3 separate regions of the Homo sapiens genome follow, and all the other regions are linked to region 2. The links are chromatin loops, found by intact Hi-C in ENCODE. Cell type or tissue: Caco-2. All regions are shown on one strand. Region 1 overlaps CMSS1 (cms1 ribosomal small subunit homolog). Region 2 overlaps CMSS1 (cms1 ribosomal small subunit homolog). Region 3 holds the start of MIR3921 (microRNA 3921).

Region 1 (8,000 bases), 160 kb before region 2:
TAACAAAATGACTCAAAACATGAATGTCCTACCTCATTTTAAGTAGAAAATGACCAGCCATAGGAGGTTCTAAAAGTCATTGCAGCACACTTTAAGCATAAGTGACTGGGTTGGTGGCTAGAAAATGTTGTGGTGATGACAGCAGCAACCACAGAAATATTGCTTTGAAGGTTTGTGATGCTGGCTGCATATGCAGTGTCTCTTCATCTTTAAATCCTTATTTAAATATAATTTACAAAAACTAAACAATCAGTTTAAATTGAAGCTGAATTCATGGTCAAATACAAATTAAATGGACCTTAAAATCGTTTAAAATTAATATGTCCAACAGATAAGGTAGGGTGTATTAGATTTTTCAAAGATGACAGGCTCTGTGAACAACAGATGGGGCCATTTCAGTTCCTGAAGCAGGTTGAGACCAATATTGCCTTACATCCACAATATCCAGTCTTTTATAAACAGTTCTCTTCTTGCCCCTCTTCCTTTTTCCTTTAAATAGGAGGGGCTGTATGTTTTTTTTCTATTCACCTTGTAAAATGTTCACTTTGCCCTGAAGCACTAGACATGGACAGAACATGACCTAAGCAGAATTATTGGAATCTTATTCTTCCTCCTACATTTTCAGTTTTTTTTCTTAAATCTCAAAATCCATTTATTACCAAAGGCACTTTTTTGGAGGGGAAATTACAGCAGAGAACCCTTAAACAAAATTTACAGCCTTTTGAGAAGGCAAATTAATGGGAACTGCAAGAGAACCGGAAAATTAAGTCAAGGCTTGATTTGTGTTTTCATACTGGCTGTTACTATAGTCTCCATCACAGCATTAGGAAAATAGCACAAAAATACCAGGGCTTAACAGTTAAGGTTAATCACCACAAAAGTGCAAATGAACTTACTAAGCATAAAATTATTATGTGCTTTATTTGGAAGTGTAGAAATTCACATTCATTCTATCAAAAACATTTTCCCATCATACAGATTGTCCCAAGGACTAAGAAATTGCTCATCCAAAGAGCCCAGTGTGAGATAGGGTATCCATGATAAGTCATACTTAGCTTTCAGTTTTAAAAGAGGTCTTATGTGATTGTTCTTTGAACCATGCTTTAAAGTTAATAAATGGGAAAAAGTGTGGAATATTAAAGAGTGTTATTTTTAAATTTTAAAAAATCGATGCTTGCCTGCTTTAAAAAAATAAAAGACACTGGGAAACACAGCTGTTAGAATTTTGATGGAAGTTATGATTTTCAACAGTTGAGTTGTAGTTTATGGTACAGATGGTACTCTGGGTATACCTGAAACAATAATTGATGGTTTCTGTTTGTCTCTTCCTCTGTTAGATTCAGAAGAGCAGAATATCTTTTTTCCAGAGCAGGAATTTTTCAGTTTCCAATTACCGCTTATATCAGATAAACAACTCTTCCATTGCATATTCTGTACTTCTCCACAGTGACATGGGTGTTGGCCCCGCTCTTCTCATTATGGTGGGCTTCCCTAGGTTTGAAATAATAGTTTGTGGAAAATCCTACTTCTCAGTACTAACCTGCAGTTTATATAGCCTATCCTCAGGCCAAATAACATATAATTTTTCTTTTAAAATATGAAAACCAAAGTCGTGCATTGCTCCAAACAAAATTAGCAAAAACAAAAAAACTGCTATGAGGCAAAAATGATAGGCACCAATGTCATATACTTTTAAAAACCATCCAACAGAAATTATTAGAAATATACAGATATAACCCACATTTTGAGTATTTTTTAAATGCTGTGTTTCAATGATAAAATCTGGGATCTGACATTTTCTTCTGACAATTAAATATAAAAACATGAGTTTGTAACACACACATACACCTCAGTGGTTATAGTGCTCTGCTCCTCTGTTAAACTTTTACTGTACCTCCAAACAGTTATCTTATATGGTCATTTTAGTGCCAACTAAAATGCCAGCATTTTAAAATCTCAGAGTAAATATAAATGGCAGCCTATGAATTCTGAGTTTGAATTGTATATACTTATAAAACATAGAGACTGTTTTAAAAGGGACAATTCTGTCACATAGTTGTTAAAGTTTTATTTTACAATATATGTTTAGACCAGATAAGGATTGAATGATGAATCAATTTTTCATCTCCTATTCCAGTGTTCTAAAGTTGACATAACCTTTTTATTTTTAATTCCTACGTTGACTTTTAGTTGGAAAAAATGAAGTAAAATATTATGGAGATTTTTCTGCCAAGTGTTCAGTTATCATACTGTAAGAGTTCATTGGTAGCAATAGCCTCTTCAGGATTTAGATGTAACTAATTATGGTTTAAAATGTTACTGATTAATACAGTTACTCTATAAGTTTTACCTTTTAAATTGGCATTTTTTACATAATATACTACTATCCAAAATATTACTCTAGAAATGATAGCTGTAAGTGAGGTTTGTCATTTTTCCAATGCCTGGACTTGAAGCAGAAAGTTAGAACTCAAAACTATGATAGTTACTTCCTTGTACAAATTGACATATGCTTTTACGACAAAATAGCGTTTGTACGATTTTTTGAAGCTTAAAAAGATTTTACTTTTTAAGTTAGATTCGTCTTAATTCCAAGATGTATTCCTAACAGTGTTTTTCTAGTCGTTTATATTAACATTTACAAAAAGAGGGGAAAACCTGGCACTAACAAATTTTCGCATTCTGCTCATGTAAGACAAGCGAGTTTGAGTCCGGAGGAGAGATAGGGTTGCTGCAGTACAATATAGTCTCCCCCACCCTTTCCCCAAAGATTTCTCAATATGGGCAGGATTCAATGTGTAGCTCACTTGGAAAGCGTATGTAATACAGTCACCTCCCACCTCTCAACATTTAAAATTAAATCTCTAATCTGTTTTCTCCTCCAGAGAAAACTTCTACTTTCAAGTTTTGTGTGAGTTGGAAACGGTTTTGAACCTAGAATTCATTGGATGCGCTTTGCGAAACCTGTCTGCAGTTTGTGATGCTGAGACAGCTTTAACAGCCACCCACAGACTTGCTACCTGGCTGTCTGACAGCAGTGCCCCTTGGTGGAGCGAAGTTGCTCTCCCGGGCTTACCTGAACTGCCTGCGCCGGGGCCGGGCGGGGGCCGGGCCGGGGCCGCTGTAGTGCCGCGCTGCGAGCCGACTGTGCGCGCTCCGAGAGTCGCCCGAACAATGCGAGCGGGGCGCTGAGCGCGCCCGGCCTATGGGCGTTACGTCACTGTTCTGCCTTATAAGGCGCTCCGCGTGTGCGGCGCTGTCGGCGGGGGCGCCGGTGACCGCGGGACCCTCGGCCGCGGCGGCGGCGCAGCCACACACCCCAGCTCCCGCGGATGTTCCGGCCGTGTGAACGGACCGTGGTTCCCGGCTCCCAGCGGAGGGAATGAGTGGTGGGCCGGTGGGCCGGGGCGCCGGCGCCCTCCTGTCGGGCTAACAAAGTCATTGGGAGGCAGGGTCGATCCGCTTGTAACTTTTTTCCCTCTGGGTCCCTAAAGCTGTTGTTGCTTCAGGGACTTCAATACACATCCTGTTATTCTTATGTAAACTTTTGTAAATTCATTATACTTTTTATTTTTGGTTGCTGGGGGTAGGCGGGAGAGGGAAAGGAGAAGTCTGGGGTTTTGTGGAGACATCTCTGGGGGTGATTTAGACTTCAAACCTTCTCTTTCCTCTTTGTAATGAGTAGGGGTCCTCAGAGGATGGTGTTTTATTTCCTGATGATGTAACTACCAAACAATTCTTCAAGTGATGATGGAAAGGCCAGATGAAATCTTATTTTTTTCAGTGTTTTTCCTGAAAGAACTTCCTCTTTCCCCATTTCTGCATGCCTGTGTTTTAACGAAAGCAGTTAAAACTATCATTTTTTGGCAGGGAAAAAATTTTTAAAGAAATTAAATGTTTTGTGCTGTACTTTCAAGACAATGTATAAAATTAGAACTTTAGAGCCAGTTTTAATGTTTGTTCTCTTCTACCGGCAAACAAAATAAAGCCAAAAATAACCACGTGAAGAAAAAAGAAATTAGCCAAATGTGATTGAATTAAGAATATTATCCTCTAGTATGGGGTAGATTTACTTGTACAAATCCTACTTCTTGTGAATGAGAATTCACCTCCGAATTATAAGAGAAGTCATACCTAAAGTTCTAGCCCAACTATATGAATCTGCTAAATAAATTAGGGACGTGGCATTCTTATTTGCAAGCTTCAGATGAGTAATTTTAGTAGCTTGAGTCCTTTTAAAACCTCTTTTAAAATTACATTAAAATAGGATTGCTTCCTATTATGATGTACATATGTCTGTAGAATTATTGTTTCCATATGTTTTGTCAAACAAGAATGACGAAAATAGTCTGCTCGCTTCATTTTCTTAGTGTGGAGTGGAGAAAGGATGTTTGCAGAGTTGTTAGTGGAAATGGTGTGGAATAAAGATGCAGGGCACAACATTAAATGTATGTCCTCTTCACTAAATTGGGAGTTCACTTTATCATTATTCTAGATCACTCTAAGTACCTACTGAGAAACCTAAAGTAAACTCACTCTTGCTTTTCATATACAGTATACTAAGAGATGTGAATTACACATACTCTTCAGCCGAACTTAAAATTTAATATTTGATTTGCAATTGTGTACTAACATTTTGGATGTTGAGTTTGTAGTTTTGTTGGTTTTAACTCTTCTGCCCTATACTTGTGAATTGCATTGTAATCTTTTTAGTCTCCTGTGCTTACCTCATACTTATTAAATATCCTTTTTGAGACTTTTATGCTGCATTTTTTATTACAAATGAGATTAAATGACTTTTATGAAAGTTGTATGATGCATAAACACCTGAATCTCAGCCCCAAACTGATAGCATACTTTTACCCCAAAGCTAACAGTTTTGTAGCTTGTTTTGCATCTTTTTCCCTCTGATAGGCAAATATGTTTCCTAACATTTAACACTACCATTTGTTTCTTTCTCACATATCCATACTCAAGTTTTGCATTTATTTTCATTCTTTTGACTTGCTGGTTCCCATGAAATATGTTAGTATTATTTCCTCCTTTTCTTTAGCTATATTCTGAAGAATAGAGGAAAGAGGATTAGGGCTTCTACTCCTTGTATGCCCTTGCCTGGTACACTACTTGCCTGGTTACATTACTAATGTGTTACTCCTGAAACATCAGTCTCTTGACCCAGCTATGACTCAGCTTTCCAAGTGAGGTCATAGTTATGTGACCACTGTCTTCAGGAACCAATATTAATAGCCCTCATTTGTTGAGCTTTTAGATCATACCTACCACCATACTTAGTGCTCTACAAGCATTTCATCATTTAATCTTCACAACACATTTTGATGTGATATGATCCATTCTTTTCAGATAAAGACATTTAGAAGGCTAAAGTGGCTTGACCAAGGTCACACCGCTACTAAAGTAATGATACAGGGATTTAAAGCAATGTTTACATATATAGCCTTCTACATATATAGTCTTACATATATAGCCTTCTTCTACATAAATAGTCTTGTCTTCTCCTAATAGTTTGTTCAGAATCTCTCAGAGGTATGTTTGGTAAAGGAGTGTTCAGATTTAACTGAGAAGTTTCTGTTTATTTTCTAGACTGAATCTTGAACTGGGAAAGCCAAGACTCATCCTCTTTTTTGTGGATTTGTGGATTTACTGACAGTTTTCTGGAAGGTGGCAGCAACGTATCTTGTTCTAGTAAAATTAGAATATCATCACCATTTCACTTCAAACGAAAGTCAAGGGTTTTGAGGGAGCAGGACCTTTAACTGATACAAGAGTACCCTGGGTGGTGTATTGCAAACTCCAACCAGCTGTTGGCATTGTGCGCCATTGGCCACATAAGTAGATGAGTAGACTTTTATTTCCTTCCCTCTTTCAACCAAAATTCTTTCTGAGATGTAATTTTTATTCTCTTGGTTTCTGAAATTTTCTTCATTTGTGAAATTCTCTTGGTTTCATTTGTGAAAATAGTAGAGTTATGATCACTGTGCCTCAAAATTGGATGAGAGAGTTTTACTTCCTAACCTTGTTCTGTCCAATTACTTTTGTGACTTTCTTTTCATTTTTTAATCAGGAATTTACTACAAATAAGCATACCTAGACACCAAGGTCCTTTCTACAATTAGTAATCTGAGTTTATGATCTAAATCAGCACTAGCTTTAAACTGTTATTTAGAAATGATACAAAGAAATTTTTCTACCAAGTTCATTGCTTTCTAATGCGGGAGAAGGGGTTTGTAGGTAACAAGGCAAGAAACAAGGAGATACCAACTAGATTTAGCCATATTATATTATGTCAAAGACAGCTTAATATCACCAGTTTCCCTGGTTCGAGCTAATTGTCAGGAGGCCATGACAATGACCACATTAACAGGTGTTATTAGTGAAGTCAGTTGCTACTGACCATAATTACAACATCATCATTATTTAACTTTTAAAAAATACCATTAATATACTGCTAATCACATCAAGCCAGTTCCTCTTTTTGAAGTAACTGCTCTTATTTTCTTTCATGTCTTCTCTCCCTGCCTTTGTTTCTTCTTTTGACTGGTCATGTCTTTCAGTCATCCAAGTATAGTAAGTGCCAAAGAAGCAGTAATTAATAGGATGTTTCTTGCAGCTACCCAAAATTTTCATTGCTGGTCCTTTGGTCATTTAAGCAGTTGGTACGCTCTGCTCCCTAGGAGCTCTGCTTTGAGCTATGAGATGGTAATGCTAACTTTGTATATGACATGTTTGCTTCTTTGCCTCTGTGAGATAGTATATATGGAAACACTGTCATGTACAAAGAAAAACAGCAAGACCTGTATAAGACCTGGTCTTATGGACCTGGTCCTGTATAAGAAGCTGAACAGAGTGGGAACAGACCCAGGATTGCATAGGGAGAGGTATAGTTCCATGGTCCTGCATTGCTTCAGACTACAGTTGGATTGGCCAGAATATGAGCTTTCGGTGTTTATTGCACCCCACGCTACCTTCTACCACCTTACCCACAGCCTTCTTGCAAAGCAGCTTTGCCACTGAGCACTGGATAACCTTGCCATGGATCCGATCCTGTGCTTCTACTCTCCGATCCCTTCTCCTCTGCTGCTACACAACTTAGGACGAAGGCTGAAGGGACCTGTAGGCAACTGTGAATGTGGAGCCAAAGGGGATGTCTGTGGTAAAAGAACCTTCTCTCCATGCCCTAGACAATCATTTTTCTAATCAACCTCATTTCTTCACTCTTCTTTCACTCTTCTTTCAGTTCTTTGGGTGCCACCTGTCTGGCTCTGTACATGTAGATACCCACATGAAATATACCATATCTCCGCACTTAAACTGTACTTAAAAGAGCCTTTAACCAGCAGACCTTAATATACATATAAACTGCAGTAACTGAATATATATATGAACTGCAGGTCTATATATATAGACCCTCTTTACTTTTATCTGTAGCCTGAATCTCTGGTCCCAGGCCTATATATGGTCCGCAGAGTTTCCAGAAGGCTTCCAATTATTCTGCTCATACTTCAGCTGACTATGACTCTAGAACAGTGACATATGTACCTTGAGAAGTGATTACAGTAGTAGTGTCCATGTGATGCTAGGGAATGGGAAGTCCTTTGTTATTAAAACATTAAAATGATGATATTTTGTGGTTTTAAAATTAATTTAAAATTTTTTTGTTTTAAAATTAATTTAAAATTTTTTTTATTTTAAAATTAATAGGCACCCTTCATAATTTGGAAAATGCATAAAAGTAAAAAATTTTACATGTAGTCCTACCACATGAATACTGCCAACTATTAACAATTCAATGTACTGTGTTTCTTTTAGTCTTTTTCTAAGCATTTATAAAGCATCATTTTCGTAGTGTGGATGGACCCTGTATGTGTATGTATATGTGTATGTATATTATGTTTCTTTTTGCCTTTATTATATATTTCTGAATCATGTTAGTGGCTTTTCTGTAGACATTGGGCTATTTAAAAGCGCATGTTTACATATTC
Region 2 (8,000 bases):
GCACATTTCCAAGAGTCAGTTCTTGTTTTCTTAAGAAGAGTTGACTCTGATAAGCTATCACACCAACTGTACTAGACTCCAAACTCATTACTGTGAACTATTCAATGGTGATGTGTTTCAATACACCTTTTTACTGAGGTGTGTAACACACACAAAGACACACACACACATATAAACATAAACATATACATATATATCCTGTTGATGTTTTACAAGCTCGTCAGTCCGTTACTTGAGCAGTTACTTGAGCACCTAAACTCAATTCAATTATTTTTCTTTAAAAAAAATTTTTTTGAGCCTGGAATGGTGGTGCATGCCTATTGTCCCAAGCTACCCTGGGAGCTGAGGCAGAAGGATTGCTTGAGCTCAGGAGTTCCAAGCCAGCCTGGGCAACATAGCAAGACCTCGTCTTTAAAAAATAAGTAAATAAAAACTTTAAAAATTTTTCAGATTTATTTGTCTAAAAAGAATTATTTTTTATTTTCACATGTATAAATAAAATATTAAAATTAATTTTAAAATATATTACAAAAATAAATTTACTTATTTGTACAGAAAAGCTTTGTTTTAGTCACATAACACTATTGATTTTGATTATGATAATTGTTCAATAAAGTCAAGTCCCCTAGGCACAGTCTTCTTAATTGTATCCACTTTAGTTACATAAATAAAAAGCTAAATAGTCATTCATTTTACTGTTGCATTTGCAACCTTTGCCAAGTTACTATCACATTAAATAGTGGTTTTGTTTCTAAAAATATAGCCTATATATACATAGACCATACCAGTGTGCATTAATTGGAGTTTATTAAAGACATAGCTTTTCTTTGAGCTTAAGGTTTATTCCAGCCTAAATAGTCTAATCACTAAAATAAAAAAGCAAATACTGAGCAGTTTACTGACATTCCATAGAAGATAGAATAAGACTTAAGTGTGTGAGAACAGTACAACATTTCTGATGGTTTCTTTTTTAAAATAAAAACCAGCAACTTCAAAATTCTGCTAGACAAACTGCTACTAAGAGGGCTTTTGTAGCTGAGCCTGTCACTACGCTATATAGTGACCAAAAGGGCAGATTCTGAGTCATGATAACATTCTAGGAGATGTCAACAGTCAAAATAAAATCAAACTATATGTCATCTGGAAAGCTGAGATAAAGACCAAGAGATCTTGGAACGTTTAGAAGCAGCCCAGGTGTGACATGAGTGAGGACTCTAAGAAGAAAAACTTCACAGCTGTTTGTAACTTTCTCACAACTGCTTCACATTTCTCTAGCATGGAATGGAAAGTATAGAAATGAAGAAAATCAGAACTGGAAAGGACCTTAAAACCCTTGTTTTACAGATAAGGAAACGGAGACCCAACGAGCACCAAACACTTGCCTAAAGTCACACAACTAGAGTTAACCATAGGACTGAAATTGGAATTTGGAACTCCTATTTTCTAGTTTAATATTATTTTCTCTACTCTTTTTGGGCATTTTGACTGTATAGTATTGGAGTTGTACCAAAAGGAAAAGAGCTGGCTTGGATGAGAAAGGGATCTATGCCACCAGAAGTCAGTGATCAGGCCAAAACTAGACAGTGGCTCCCTGGCATGCGTGTTGGTTTTCCATGAAAGAAACTTGGACTCATTGTCCTCTAAGAGCTTTTCCAACTCTAATTGTAATGAGTATTGATAATTTTCATCATATTTGTAATAGGGTAATGATTCGTCCTCCCTACTTAAGGCATTATTGCTCATTCTCATTCATGCATGTCTCATCTACTCTAGTCTTTTCTCAGAACCTGTTTTCCCGTTGAGAGCACCTGTTCCAAAGTTGCTTAGTAATGCAGTGTGACTAAAAAAGCAGGCTAAGACTCCAAGTTCAGTTCACCATTTGGAATCATGAGTAATCATTGTCCCCACAACTAATTTAACCTTCTACATTAAACCAGTATCCAATAACTGCTGCTTTTCCTCTACCATATAAACACAAATCAGCTATATAGTTAGCAAAAGGGAGATTGGTGCAGTGAAATCAATCCGTTTTCCCTCCCTGTAGCAAGGATGTGGTATGGCAAAAGCTTTGGTCAATTTATAACCTAATAAGGTATAAGTGGTTTTTAAAGTGCACTGTGGTAAAATTTTCTTTACTGTGCAACTATATAGATATTCTTGGCTTAAGAATGAAAAATATATAGATTTGCATTATAATATAAAATCTATGAGATATGAAGTCTGATGAGAAATATATTTACCACCTGATAATATCTGTGTGAATATAAACATCTCTGTTACTCTCTTCCTAACATAAAATGATCTTTGCCCATTCTGCCTTTATTCCTTTGTCCAGCTGTCAGATTCTATTTTTTTCTGCTATAATTTAGAACATATTTTCCTAGACATCAGCATTTTTAGACTATGTACTTAAATGTCATATTTATAATAGGGAATTTCCAGAAAACAAGTGATTCAGTCTCATATGCCCAAAGTACCCCATTCTCTAGTGGAAATCAGGATGAGCTATTCATTGTATTAGTTATGTGGTCACAATGGAGGCCTATCTCCATAGGTTTAAAACAGTAGGTTTTAAACTTTCATCTAGCAGTCCAATAGAAATGTTTCCAAAGTTCCTGTTACCCTCGTTTCCACTCATCCTGGATTGATTTGGGAAGTGGAGTGAGGAAGGAGTTGGTGGTAGGGTTCACATTATCATCATGGTGATCTAGTAAGTGAGTGAAGGATTCCTTTTTTCAAATATAAAGGAAATTCAGAGCGCAACAAGGAAGAAGCCACGTTACAGAACTAGAAAAGTAATTGTCCAAACTGAGCATAAAAACCCAACACCCAAACAAGACCTGAGACCCGCATCCCTTGGCTCCTCCTGTGTTCTTTTTTTTTAACTAACGCATTCTCTCCCCTCAAGGAAAAGTCAAGCTAAGCCAATTTTCCTTCTAAGGCTGAGGATCTACGACAAGAAGGCAAAGACAGGGAGGGAGGACCTTGTATTTTACGTTTATTTGCCTCACTTTCTCCAAAGGGAAACACCCCACTAGGGCAGTGTCAACAGACTTTTTTGTAAAAGCAAAAATAGGAAATATTTTAGGCCTTGCTGGCCATATGGTCTGTGTAGTAACTACTAAACTAGGTCAAAATCAGCCAAAGACAATACATAAATTAATGAGCATGGCTGTGTTTCCATAAAACTATATTTTGGACAGTTAAATTTGAATTTTATGTATTTTTCATGCATCATGAAAAATCCTAATTTTTAATTTTTTCAGCTGTTTAAAAATGTAAAAATTATGCTTTCAGATTATATAAAGACAGGCTACAGACCAGATCTAGCCCATTAGCCATAGTTTGCTAAACCCTGCCCTATGGGAATAAATAATGAAACATGAGGAAGATTGTAGGTGTTAAAACATGGAGTAAAATATGATACTTGAAAGACAATTATTTAAATGTGGTAGAGGAAATTATTGATATGTATGCCTCTTTCAGAGAGAGCAGATGGATGCGTTGGCCCTTGATTCTGTTTTAGGTAATCTTAGTTGGTACTAGGTCAAATTCCAGATTGGTTATTTTGATTTACTCTCTTAAGATTTATGAAATGCAGGTTATAGCTGGCTTTAGAGAAGAAAAGTGGAAATAAGAAGAGGACATGTGACTTAGAGCTTGCCATAAGGTATGCAGAGCCAACAGAACATTTTATTCGGAATGGCAGCTGGTGGTTTCTGTTATCTGTGAATCATTGTGAAGTCTGTCTGAGGCAGAGAGGAGACAGCTAGCCGAATTCCCCTTTCGCAAAAACTGATTCATAACATTGTAAAGCTCACAGAAAATGCATTTTGTATCACAAGAACACATAAAAATCTCTATTTTTTGACATAAAGGCTATATTGACGAACTTTAAAATAAAAAGAACCTGTAAATGTAAAACCATAAAGAAACATTTTTTAAAATAGTATGAATAATTTATGGGCAGTTGAATACAGCTTTTGTTGCTTTGTAGGTAACTCACTTATAACAATTGCATAAATGGTAATGCAGTTGTGTGTAACAAAGGACCATTAATTATGACACTTATGACAATGATAACATAATTAACTATTTTTTGAGCTGCTACTATTTGCTGCCACCTAACATACATTATTACATTTATTCCCTGCAACAAGCCTGCAAGGTAGGTATTATTCTCCTGTTGAAAATGATGCTGAAGTTCAGTCACACAAACACCAAGTACCAGGGCCAAACTGCAATCCATATCCCCCTCACATGAAAGTTAGTGTGGTTTCCACTCTACTGTTACCATTGATGAGACATGGTAACCAAAAAAAAAAAAGAATTCAGGAAAACTATCTTCAACTATATTGCTGGATAGCATTACTTTATAAATATTAATTTTACTCTGTGGTTACTGTATGGTAATGGAATTATTTTGGCCCCTTAAAACCTTAGAAAAAATCAAACTAATTGTGCCTTGTAACATTTGTGGTTTATGTGTCCATTGACTGCTTGCAATTTCCAGGCAGGCTGCATCCTTGAACTATTCACTGTCTGAACTTGCCCTCAAAGAATTCTTCCTCCTGCCTCACCTCTATCGAGTGGCAGCCAATGGAAAACCCACAAGCTCAGCAGCTGCAGCTCTGGAAGGCTTCCATCAAACCCTCATTCCCAAATCCCCTTTGAAAATCACAGCTCCTAGAGCTTTGTGTTATCTTCTTGAAGGTCTTGACTAATGTTTGTAACATTGTAAAACTTAAGCAAACACTGTCTTCAAGACCAGGATTCTTAAAGTTGGACTCTGTGTTAACTTGCCTGCACCAAATCATGTACTGCCCCTCAACTGCACTCTTAAATTCTTACCCTGGAAAGTAGCCTGAAAAGCAGATATTAGGACGGGAGCTTTTTAAATGGTCAGTAGGAAATTAAAAAGCTTAATAAGTTCAGAAAGTGCCTCTTTGACAATTCAGAATTGATTTTAAAAAAAAACCTGATATATTGAAAATATGTGGTGACTCAGCCCTGTTCTTGCTCCTCTAAATTTTATTCTTTCCATGAATTGTTTTTAGGATTTAGAGGTCAAGTATCCAGTATACCTGTCTCAGAGGAAACAATATTATTTTCCTAAGTGAACATCTAGTACAAAAGTGACTGTTTTATGTATAACTGAGCAGTACCAAAATCCAGTTCTTAGCCAGCCTTTTTATATATGAATCATATTATTTAATCCAGATTTCTTTGAAACCACAACCAGACACACAGTATGGTTATTTGATTGAAGAAACATGGTGCTATTATTCAACCCGCCATGCGTTATTTTGCTTACATTAGTGACCCGTTAATACACTTAAGAAAAGAAGTAATTTGCATCATCATCCATTGAAATTGACAAGACTGGATGTTGGTGATTATGGACACTAAATTCCATTGTGGGGAAAGTTCCTGATCTCTGTGTAGCACAAGACTGGTTTTTCTAGACTGTCTCAAAAGTATATCCAGGAACTCAGAATGGGGGGAAAAAGCTGCAGCCAGGGGACAAATATGTGCTAATGTACCACTTATTGTCTGGAGAAAATGTACACTCATGGCAGCAGTAAGAAGTTATTTGGTCTGTATTTATTTACAATGTGCAGGCTGCAGAATGTTAGCATTCTGATTATGGCCAGATGTAATGGAAAGAATTCACTAGCATTTTCACACTGGCTTTAGTAAGGAATGCACTTTTTGAATCAACATTGGTTAAAAGGTAGCCACTTCGTTCCAGTAATCCAAAAGGTTCTTTGTGTTGCCTAAATAATAGAGGAAATTATTTGGGGCCTCAAATCCCATCTGAATTGGCTGCTTTTGGTCATTTAAACATGCTTCCTTATCAGTAAAACTAAGCAGACACTTTTAATCTGATAGCAAATGTCTAGTATTTAGGTAAGACAGTGAGTTTAGATTTATGATGGGGAACCCTCAGAGTTCAAAGTACACCTGCTTGAAATAATGTTGATAAAGAATATTAGTGTCAGTTTTCCTAATGGGAAGGAGGGGCATGCTTTAAACCTAGACTTTCTATGAAATATGCAGCCTTAGGAGAATATCCACTCTGATCAGTAAACGGTATATACATACGAATATATTTGTTTGTGGTGTTTTTTCTCAGTAGAATATCTCAATCACTGCAGTAGTCCACTTTCCTATTTTAATGTTTTGACTATCAGTTGTTTAAGTATCAAAAAACAACTTGGGATGTCAAGAAAAAAGCCATTTTGCTATCTCCATGTAGTCAGCAAAATGCTAGGGGGTTCTCTCCAGATAGCTTGAAGACCTGTTTATCTTATGTTATTTTTTAGGGTTGATCTGTTATCATAAATGTATATTCGAAATTGTTATCCAAATTGTATGTGTTTCAAGTTTGTGCTTTCTAGGATTATTAGCAATTTGATGATGAAAGCCATCTACATTTTCAAGTCCCTTGAACCAAATGTATTTTAAACAATTAAATTCATAAATGAATGTCCATGCTGTGCGCATATTCCTCCTTAAATTATTAGTATTATTATTATTATTTGAGACACAGTCTCACTCTGTCACCCAGGCTGGAGTTCAATGGCACAATCTTGGCTCACTGCAACCCCCGCCTCCTGGGTTCAAGCAATTCTCCTGCCTCAGCCTCCGGAGTAGCTGGGACTACAGGCGCATGCCACCACGCCCAGCTAATTTGGTATTTTTAGTAGAGACAGGGTTTCACCATGTTGGCCAGGCTGGTCTCGAACTCCTGATCCACCCGCCTCAGCCTCCCAAAGTGCTGCAATTACAGGCGTGAGACACTGCACACAGCTGAATTATTTACTTGAATTTTTTAATGCCCTCTGGTTCCCAGTAATCAAACACTTTGACCTTTTTCACCCCACCAAACTGTTAAAGAAATTGAACCATAGAAGAGGCAGAAACTTTTATCATTCTGATATAGGGGTATTTCTTGATTACCTTTAAATTTATTTTATTGTAATAGAAAAATTCAAATGTAGAGAGAAATGGAAAAGAAAGAATCCCCATGTGCTCATCACGAGCTATAGCAGTCATCAACTCATGGCCAACTTTGTTACATCTTTATTCCTTTCCCCCACATTGGATTCTTTGAAAGCAAATCACATACATGTAATTTCTATGGATGGTCTATTATGTGATTTGAACTTTGTTGGGCTCTGAGGATAAAAAGATGAATGAGACATAGTCCTTATTCTCAGGGATCTCATCAGATTCTTCTGGGATAATAATGTTTACTAGTAGTCAGTGTAATTATAAGTCCATTGTAACATAGAACCCAAAACTAAAAACCCCTGTACCATCTCTATACATTGCATAAACTTAATATAAAAGGAATTATGGTATAGTAGTTCCTAAATCCACTTTTAGGAAGGTCTTCTAAGGCATGAAAAATTTCCTAGCTCTGTCAACTAAAAAGGTCTAGAATCAATGACACCTTGTAGCAATGAACACATGCAACACATAAAGCTTCTACATCTCATTTCCCACTAAGAGGAACAAAGCCTTCTTGGAGAAGTAGCTGACTGCAGGGCTGTTGGAGGAAAAAAAAGATGAGCCTGGAACATCTTTTCATGCCACGATGTTAGGAAGTCTCAAAAAATGATGAGGACATGTCAAAAGGACACCAGAGTTGGCTTGAAAGGACTGCCACTGGCCTAATCTGAAACAACCTGAAGAGCGAAATAATTATAAAATGGAAGGTGACCCATTGAATAAAATAAGAATTCATGAGTTTGTTCATGGTGATAATAGGTAGATACTACATGTGTAAGAAAGAAAAGTTATTCTTTACAGTAGAATGCCTACTAATAAATGTAGAAGAAATATAGATTAGAAAACCACCATTTTGCAGCCATCATAGTTGCAAATAGTTAAGAAGTATCAATGGCTGCTGAAACAATTTTTTAAAAGTTCAGTGAGGAACAGGATATTTACATATCTCAAAGAATTTTCCACAAATTACTTATTAATAATCA
Region 3 (8,000 bases), 66 kb before region 2:
AGGATTATAATTAATAATAACAACAACAACAGCAACAAACACATATAGCACTGTAGGCCTGGTCCTGTTACAGTAAGAAATAGAATGTCCACATTAACTCTATGAGGTAGGTATTATCCTCAGATACAGTTAGTTTAAATAACTTCCCAAAAGTTAGAAAGCTAAGTGGGAGAGCTAGGATTTGGCTGCAGCCCCTAAGAACAAATTGGGAAAGATTTAAGTCATAGATGAAGTACTCTGAGGGTGCCTTAAGACAATGGCTGTAGCCTGCTGTTTATGGTCACAACTACATACTCACTGGAATGTTCATGGCCGAGATAAATAAAGCAAGTATTCATCCATATTTCACATGTTACTCACAGGCATTGCTGCATGGAAGAGATTGCTCTCTTGATGGATTTTAGGAGCTAGCCTGGGTTTTACCAGCCGTTGAGGTTGCTTGCAGCCTTAGTTTCTCTCCCTGCCTTCTGCCACTGTCAAAGAGGGTTTAGCCTGCCTACAGAGGGTAAAATAATTAGGATAACAGTGCACCAGAGAAAGTTCGAAATGCTCTTACTCTTAGGGAAACCTTTCCAAATCAAGCCACTTAATGCTAGCAACCATGAAGGTATAGTTGCCCCAGAATAGTGTGTGGTTTTCCACTAGCAGTGATTTTACCCTAGTGTTGACTGATCCCATGTGGTGGATATATGCAGGTAAGTGCTTCTTGGGAACAGAAGGGATGAAGATAAATAAGAGAAAGTTTGAAGTCATGATCCGTGGAGCCTGTGCTATATAGGAAAAGAAGTAAAAATAAGAGTGGGCTGTTATATAAGGATATAGCACAGAAGTAAGGGGCTGACGGTCTCTGTGGGTCCAAAAAGAAGTGAAGTGGGAGCAACTGCTTGAAAGTATTAGAAGGATAAGAAAGAATGTTGATTGAGCGGGATATTTACATTTTGTGTCAGAGAAGACTTTTAGCACTCCTCTTTGCCTTGATGGTGTTACCTGAATATGCATCCATTTTTTTTTTCTTTTTTTTTAGACGGAGTGTCGCTCTGTAGCCCAGGCTGGAGTGCAGTGGCGTGATCTCGGTTCACTGCAGCCTCGCCTCCAGGGTCCTGGTTCGAGCAATTCTCCTGTCTCAGCTTCCTGAGTAGCTGGGGATTACAGGCACACGCCACCATGCTCAGCTAATTTTTGTATTTTTAGCAGAGACAGGGTTTCACCATGTTGGCCAAGCTGGTCTTGAACTCCTCATCTTGTGATCTGCCTGCCTCAGCCTCCCAAAGTCCTGGGATTACAGGTGTGAGCCACCGCGCCCAGCCACATCCATTTGTTAATGACTTAATTAAAATGTGTCATAACGAAAATGATCAGTAGGCCAGGCAGGAGCTCCCAGGTACAACCAAGGTGAAGCTGATTTCACATGACTTTATAATCTTCAAGCCCATGTTTGAATATTTGAACATAATAATTGTTATGTGATTAAATAAAAACAGAGGGCATAGACTCGTTCTGTGGTGCAGATTTACCCTATAGACTTATATGCTCAGTAGGAAGTACATTGAGTTTTTATAAGCAGTGATAATTCTATCTTCCAAATCCATTACGCTTCAGTTAGATTTAATTTTTATTTATCAATATTTATCTTGATTAATGATCTTACCTCTAGCTAGGTTACAGGTTCCATGAGAATAGGGACAGTGTCTGTGTCTAGTTTCTCCCTAGCCCAGTACAAGGCATATGGTACTCAGAGACTTAGGGATTTCTAAGTCTCTTGAGTACCATATGCCTTGTACTGGGCTAGGTGATGTTTAGGATGGGTCCTTAAACAGGATCAAGGCCAAACCACTTACATTATAGTGAGGCAGTCAAGGTCCTGACAGGTAAGTGATCTGCTCAGGGCTCAGAGCTAGGTAGTGAGAAAGCCTGTGCCAAAACCCAAATCTCATTCCTCACTCTGTTCTTTGCACCATATCACTCTGACATTGAATCAGGTTCTTGTAGTGATCTTCTCTGTGTGTCTAGGGCCAAAAGGAAATGTGTTTCCTAAGCTAGAGCTTCCCAACCTGTTTCTCAATATGGCTCACAGAGAAGCTGGGAATATTTGTCTAGAACAGTATGGTAAACAAAGGAGGCTTTGGAGGGCAGCCGAAGAAAGAGGTCCCCTAGGAGACTAATGCCCAGAAACCTCCAGGCTACCCAAGGGGGATCATACCTTCACACACCTCTCATCTACTATGCTCCCTGTAACTGTGGAAAAACTCTTTCCTAAGTTAATATTAGATCACTTGAACATCAGTCCCATAGTGCACAGATACAATAGTTTCCCAGGCTTTAAGACTCTGTATAAAAATTGTTCTTCAAACCAAAAAGAAACATGATCCTTTTCATTGTATTTCTTGAAGTACCTGATATACTTAGATACTGCTGTATCTGTAAATAAATTATGATACCTTATAAAGTTTTAAAGGAAATTTACAAGTGTTATTTTCTAGTAATTACCTTGAAAGATTACATTGGTCCAGGAAAATGTTTTCTGAAGCAATGTTAATCCTACTAGCCAAGCATATCACTTAGTCCCCACTGTGAGATGAGGGATATGTGCTTAAATTGTGAAACAAATATATGAGTCAGGTATTTTTCCTTTGAGTCCAAGTGGTTTATGACTTTCTTTCCTGTGTTCTTTGTATATGTGGGAGTTTTATAATTTTTTATCAAGAATGAAAGGTTGGCCTGTGTTCTTACTGGTGCAGGCTGTCACATTTCTCTCTGTTGCCCAGTCAGGTGCTATGGCATGTGCTGCTTCTGGCGTAGTGTACTCTGTGGATGTACCAGCATGTTCTTCAAGGTCATGACTGATTTTCCAGACCTTTGGAATTGAGATAAATGTTAAATTTGTAGCTATCTCTGAATTTCTTCCAGATACTTTTCTTCATTTGTTTGTTTGTAGGGTAAACATACCTGATAGCAGCAATTTAAGCATACCCTTAGAATGACCATGTATGGCCAGTGCACCTGAATGTGTGTTCCAAGGTAGGGAATCCAGGAATGGCCAACTCGGAGATTCATTCCTTACTATGATAAATATCTGAGCCCCCTGCTCATCCTGTGGAACATGGGCTTATTGGGGATTAAGGCCCTGAGTTTTAGGTTAAATGAAGGTTACCAGATGGAGGTCATTAGGGGGAGGGTGTTAAATGAAAATGCTTTATAAACTGCATGCTGTTTGCAAGCAGTTGCAGTTTTCCTGCCCAGCCCGCAGCCACTGGCCATGCAGTCATGTTGTCCAGCCTGCCGCCACTGGACCATTTCTGTACATAAGGCAGTTCTCCTGTCCCGCCTGCCACCAGTTCTCCACTCTCTCCCCATATGTAAGCCCCTAGTAAACCCCATGTCTCATTTGCTGCCTCTGGGTCTTTTCTTCAGCCTCTTGAACCTAGTGCCTTCCCTGCTGAGGTTAATAGGGGTACAGCACAACAGTGTTGTAACACAGAAAGTGATATTTACAGGGATATCTCTCTCACAATATCTCTTAGGAAAGGTAAATAAAATGTTCACAACTTGTAGGTGAGTAATTCCTTAGATAAGTTGTTTCTTAACTTGGGAGGAGTTTGGGAAGGAACCTAAGCAGGCTGCAGAGGCTGGGCATGGGAGCTTGTCATGGCTGGAAGTTGAAATGGTCAACTCCAGGCAGATCTCCTGGGGCAAAGCAGCCTCCACCACCAGTAGCCCTTCCTTTCTGTTTCTTTCATAGCCCCACTGCTCCATCTGAAGCCTGAACCCTTCCAGAAAATTGATGGATAGATTTTTTTTTTCGGCTATATATAGTTTTAGAGGTTAGAACTAGATATAATTCAGTCTAGAAGATTTCTCCTTCCCCAGAAATGATTGTTTTTGTGCAGAGCCCCGTCAAAATAGTACGGAGACTTAGACTGAGTTCACTCATCACTAACAATTAACTTTATAAACATTCAACAAGTAGGACAACTATTATTACTGTTACTCAGAACCCTTCGCTCTGTATATACAGTTTGATTTAAGATGCCACATTTACATGGCATTTTCAACCTTCAAACTCTAGCAGATTTTAAAACTAGGTGGATGAAAATAGAATCATTCTAATAAATGTAGTGTGTCAGATTTGAAAAATCATTTGGTGAGCAGGATCTCTGTAAAGTTATATGGGCCACGTATACAAGACGTAACTGAAGAAAATTAATTCAACAGAGCATGCCGTACTTGAACGACTTAGAGATTTACTCGAACTGAACTAACTCAAGCTGGCAGAACTCCGAGCAGCCTGGATTGTAAAGTCTGGGTGAAAATAGATGGAGTATGCCTGACTGAACCTCTGTACTGCCCCACATGCTATACAGGTGGGGGATTGGATGGCTGTTAGGTGATCATTGCATTCTCTTTTGGATCCCTATTGAGAAGAAATGATAAGAGAGGGAAAGGATATGGGGCAAGAACAGTCTGAAAAAGAAAGGATAAAGTTCTCAGACTCTCTTCACACTCTAAGAAGAACTTTCTGAAAAGCTTGGATTAGGTCTGGCAATGGATATAATAAGCAAAGGACTCTTGGAATGTGTTCTTGGCTCTTAGCCCCACCTCTGACTTTGAGCAAATCAGCTGATTTCTCTGCCTGTAAAATAATAGTCCCTCTGATATTAATACTTACCTCATGAGGTTATTTAGAGGATAGTGTTGGTAATAATGCCTTGTGTTTACATCATTCCTTTCACAGAGAGCTCAAAGCACTTTACATGCATTGAGAGAGAAGCTTCTCGTGAAGAGTAAATAGAAGTGTTCACTTTTTGGAAATGAACTTAGGCCATAAGAGCCTGAATTTAATGCATTGCAGGAAGAAATATGGTACATAGTGATCCAGTGGGTCAACTGAATTTTTTGTTCCACTAAGAGTCCCCTCCTGGCTCCTTGTTTTGTGAATTGAGGAATATGGTGAGTCCCTACACCTGGATGGGAAATCCCACATATGCAATTGGAATGGTCTCTCACGACACATGCAGAGATTGAAGAACAGTCTGGACATTTTTTGATAACGTTCTTTGGGCCTTGGTAGTAGCTGAAAGACACCTGAGAAATCTTAGCTCAGAGCTACAGAATGACACTAATGGATCCCAGAAATAGAAATGTAGATGTGGAGTGTTTTATCTGTTTATTTCACCTCAATTCAACCAATACTCCTTGAGTGCCTTTTATATACATGATTTTGAGTGATGTGGAGAATGAAAGAGACACAACATGCTCAGGAAAGTTAACCTGGTATTAGCAAGGAGAAGGAGTAGGATTTACAAATAGATAAGTGCAACGGTATGTGGGAGTGTCAGAAAAGCATCACAGTACTTCAGCACATCTACTTGGGCAATCTCAAACATGTATTACTCATGTACCAAGCAGTATGCTGTTCACAGAGAGATACAATCTCTGCCTTAGGGATCCTTGGGGAAAACATGTACAAAGAGATAGTTTTAGCACATTCTAGTAAAGGCAGTGATCAAGGGCACCTAGCCTTACGTGGCAATTTAGGGAAGGTACCTTGGAGGATGAGACTTCTCCTAAAGTCTTAAGAATTGAAAAGAACATGGGAAGGGAATTCCAGGCTGGGAGAGTAGTATGTTCATACGCCCTCAGTGTTTAACCTTCTTTGAACAAAAAAATGGCAAACTACAGAAAGTTTGGTCTTATTGTAGCCTAAATTGTACTTAGGGGTACGAGTGAGAAACAGGGATTAAGATAAAGGACCTGTTTTGCTGTCTTGTTTACTGTTGAATAGTAGTATGAAGTAGGTCCTGAAAAACTATGTTTTTGGGGGAAAAAAAAAAAAAAGACTGAATGATATGTTGGGTTTAAGTCCTTGCAGGCAGGCTATCCAGGTAAATAAACATGGAAGGTGATGGGAGGTAATCTGGGCTGGAAATACAGATTTGGAAGTCACCCCATATCAGTGGTGTTTAAAATCAAGAGCAAATGAAATTGCACAAGGAGAATATATAGAATGAACAAATTACCATGGGTGAAGCCTTGAGTAATACAGACATTTAAGAAGCAAACAAAAGACAAGGAACCCATGAGGGAGACTGGAAAGGAAAAAACAGAGAAATAAGAAAAAATGAGAGGAGAGAATTGATACATTTTCCTCAGGTGTGGCATTATGGAGTTCACTGGTGTCTCATCAGAGAAGTTTCAGTCCAGTGGCCAGGGCAGAATGACATTGTGTCTTGTTTTAAAGTAAATGGGTAGGGTAAGAAAGTTGAGAAGGGTTAGCACAAACCTCTCTTTCAAGTCACTTGCCTTAGAAGAGAAGGAAGGGTATGGTTTCTGGGGTGCAACCCAGGTTCAAGAAGCAAAAAGAAAAAAAAATTCATTTGATAAAAGATTTAAATGGGTTTCTGGGCTTAGAGGAAAGAGTAAATAGGCACTGAGAATTTAAAGATTTAGGAAGTAAAGGGGATAATTAATGGAGCTCGGTCCTGGGAGTGCTGAAAAGGGGGGCCATGTGTGGAGGGCAGGGCAGGATCTTGACCTGGAGTAAGAATACCTCATCCTGTCATTGAAAGAAAGTGCACAAGGACAGGTCCAGGCATATCTAAGAAGGGGAGGGGAACAATATTGGGATAATGTATGTATAATTCTCTTATTGAAGTAGAAAATGATGTCATCTGCAGAGAAGGATGTAGCCTTGTTTGGGCTCTTGAGCAATATGACAGTTTGGTAACATTGCTTAGTAAAATAAGAGCAAGCTAAGCAAGAATGAGTAGGAGGTTGAGCCACGTTGATGGCCTATTTGAGATTGAGGACTGCAGATTTATATAGTTGCGTCAATCTGAAAGCTGACTTTTTTTTCCAGCTGAGCTCAACAGATTGGTCACAGAAATACAGAAGTCTACGTTTGAATTGATTCTAAAGATATTAGTGAAAGAATGGTTGAAGTAATGAGCCGTGCTATCCCAACTGGGTAAAGCAGTGAGGCCAGGAAAGAGGTCAAGGAACTATGGTTTTCCAGAGATTGGAGAGCAGAGGTAGTAAGGGCAAAGGCACGGGGAGCCTGGAAGGATCAGAGATTGTGGTCATCTTCACATAATGGATAGGAAGCAGCCCCACTAGATAATTAGTTGCAGGGTTTGACCTTGGAAATCTGTGACCATGGAGATGAAGAAGGTGAGGAATTTATAGTTTATTGGATGGCTTGTCTAGATGGATACTGAAGTCACTCATTGTCACAAAGGGTATGTTAAAGATTGTTGCCAAGTGCCCTAGTCATGAATAAGTGTTATGGAGGGACCAGGATATTAGCAGGGGGACATCAATGAGAAAAGATAATTGGATAATATGAAATTCAACAAATGAGGCTGTTACATCAGAGGCATTAGGGAGTAATGGTTTAGAAGCATTATAAAAAGGAATAATCAGTTAGGCATTGGCTTAAAATTTGGATAAGCCATATAAACTTGTTGATATTTGAGTATTTTGACATATAAAAATAGTAATTTCATATGGTTCAACCTCATACTTTGCGTGCATTAAATCATTCATTCTCACAACTACCTTCTGAAATGGGTTATCATTTTGCAGCTGAGAAAGTGAAGGCATAGAAATAATAAGTAATTTGCCCAAAGTCATCTGATAAGTTTTGGAGCTCAGTTTCAGACCCAGGCAGTCTGGCTTTAGAGGCTGCAATCACTCTGAATAGGGAATGCCCACCTTACCCTCACTGCCCTTCAGGCCTTCTGGTGTGTGAGGTGGATGAGACCAAACTCCTCTTAAGCATGTAATAACTGAGATAAATGCTGTAAAGGAAATGAATGTGGTTCACTAGTCAGTTTTGAAGTCTCATTCTCACATACTCTGTGCTTCCCCACCCTATTTGTGTTCGCTTTCACTCCCAAACTACTTCTACCTAATTGCAGAACACTTTCTCTACATTTTGCCTAACTGAAACCTAGCATATCCCTGCTTTCCTTGTAGTTTACTAGTAGATAAGTAGGAAAATA

The links. Peaks named below come from ENCODE experiments on the same cell type or tissue, not always from the same donor. Only the 100,000 strongest peaks of a DNase experiment are listed, where the experiment ranks them.
Region 1: it touches region 2 in a loop (5-fold over the local background); 43 of 110 quality-filtered maps call a loop at or near these places.
Region 3: a loop joins it to region 2, with 1.9 times the contacts of the local background. A loop is called at or near these places in 12 of 110 quality-filtered maps.

What each region holds. Positions count from the first base shown.
Region 1 is chr3:99,872,996-99,880,995 of GRCh38, forward strand. The region is part of intron 1 of CMSS1 (cms1 ribosomal small subunit homolog); the gene reads left to right. The region is part of intron 4 of FILIP1L (filamin A interacting protein 1 like); the gene reads right to left. The region is part of intron 1 of LOC105374010 (a long non-coding RNA gene); the gene reads left to right. Among named protein-coding and RNA genes, the nearest start is that of HP09053, 53 kb to the left of the region's middle. RefSeq lists a silencer at 3,015-3,484 and an enhancer at 5,050-5,344. In Caco-2, a CTCF peak has its summit at 3,264; a DNase peak (open chromatin) is centred at 3,136; H3K4me3 peaks cover 3,940 bases.
Region 2 is chr3:100,028,748-100,036,747 of GRCh38, forward strand. All of the region lies in intron 1 of CMSS1 (cms1 ribosomal small subunit homolog), which reads left to right. The region is part of intron 1 of FILIP1L (filamin A interacting protein 1 like); the gene reads right to left. The region is part of intron 4 of LOC105374010 (a long non-coding RNA gene); the gene reads left to right. Among named protein-coding and RNA genes, the nearest start is that of MIR3921, 68 kb to the left of the region's middle. In Caco-2, no CTCF peak of the experiment used is centred here; DNase peaks (open chromatin) are centred at 4,614 and 5,514.
Region 3 is chr3:99,962,609-99,970,608 of GRCh38, forward strand. The region is part of intron 1 of CMSS1 (cms1 ribosomal small subunit homolog); the gene reads left to right. The region is part of intron 1 of FILIP1L (filamin A interacting protein 1 like); the gene reads right to left. MIR3921 (microRNA 3921) reads right to left here and starts at 1,790; the gene lies at 1,706-1,790. All of the region lies in intron 1 of LOC105374010 (a long non-coding RNA gene), which reads left to right. In Caco-2, no CTCF peak of the experiment used is centred here; no DNase peak of the experiment used is centred here.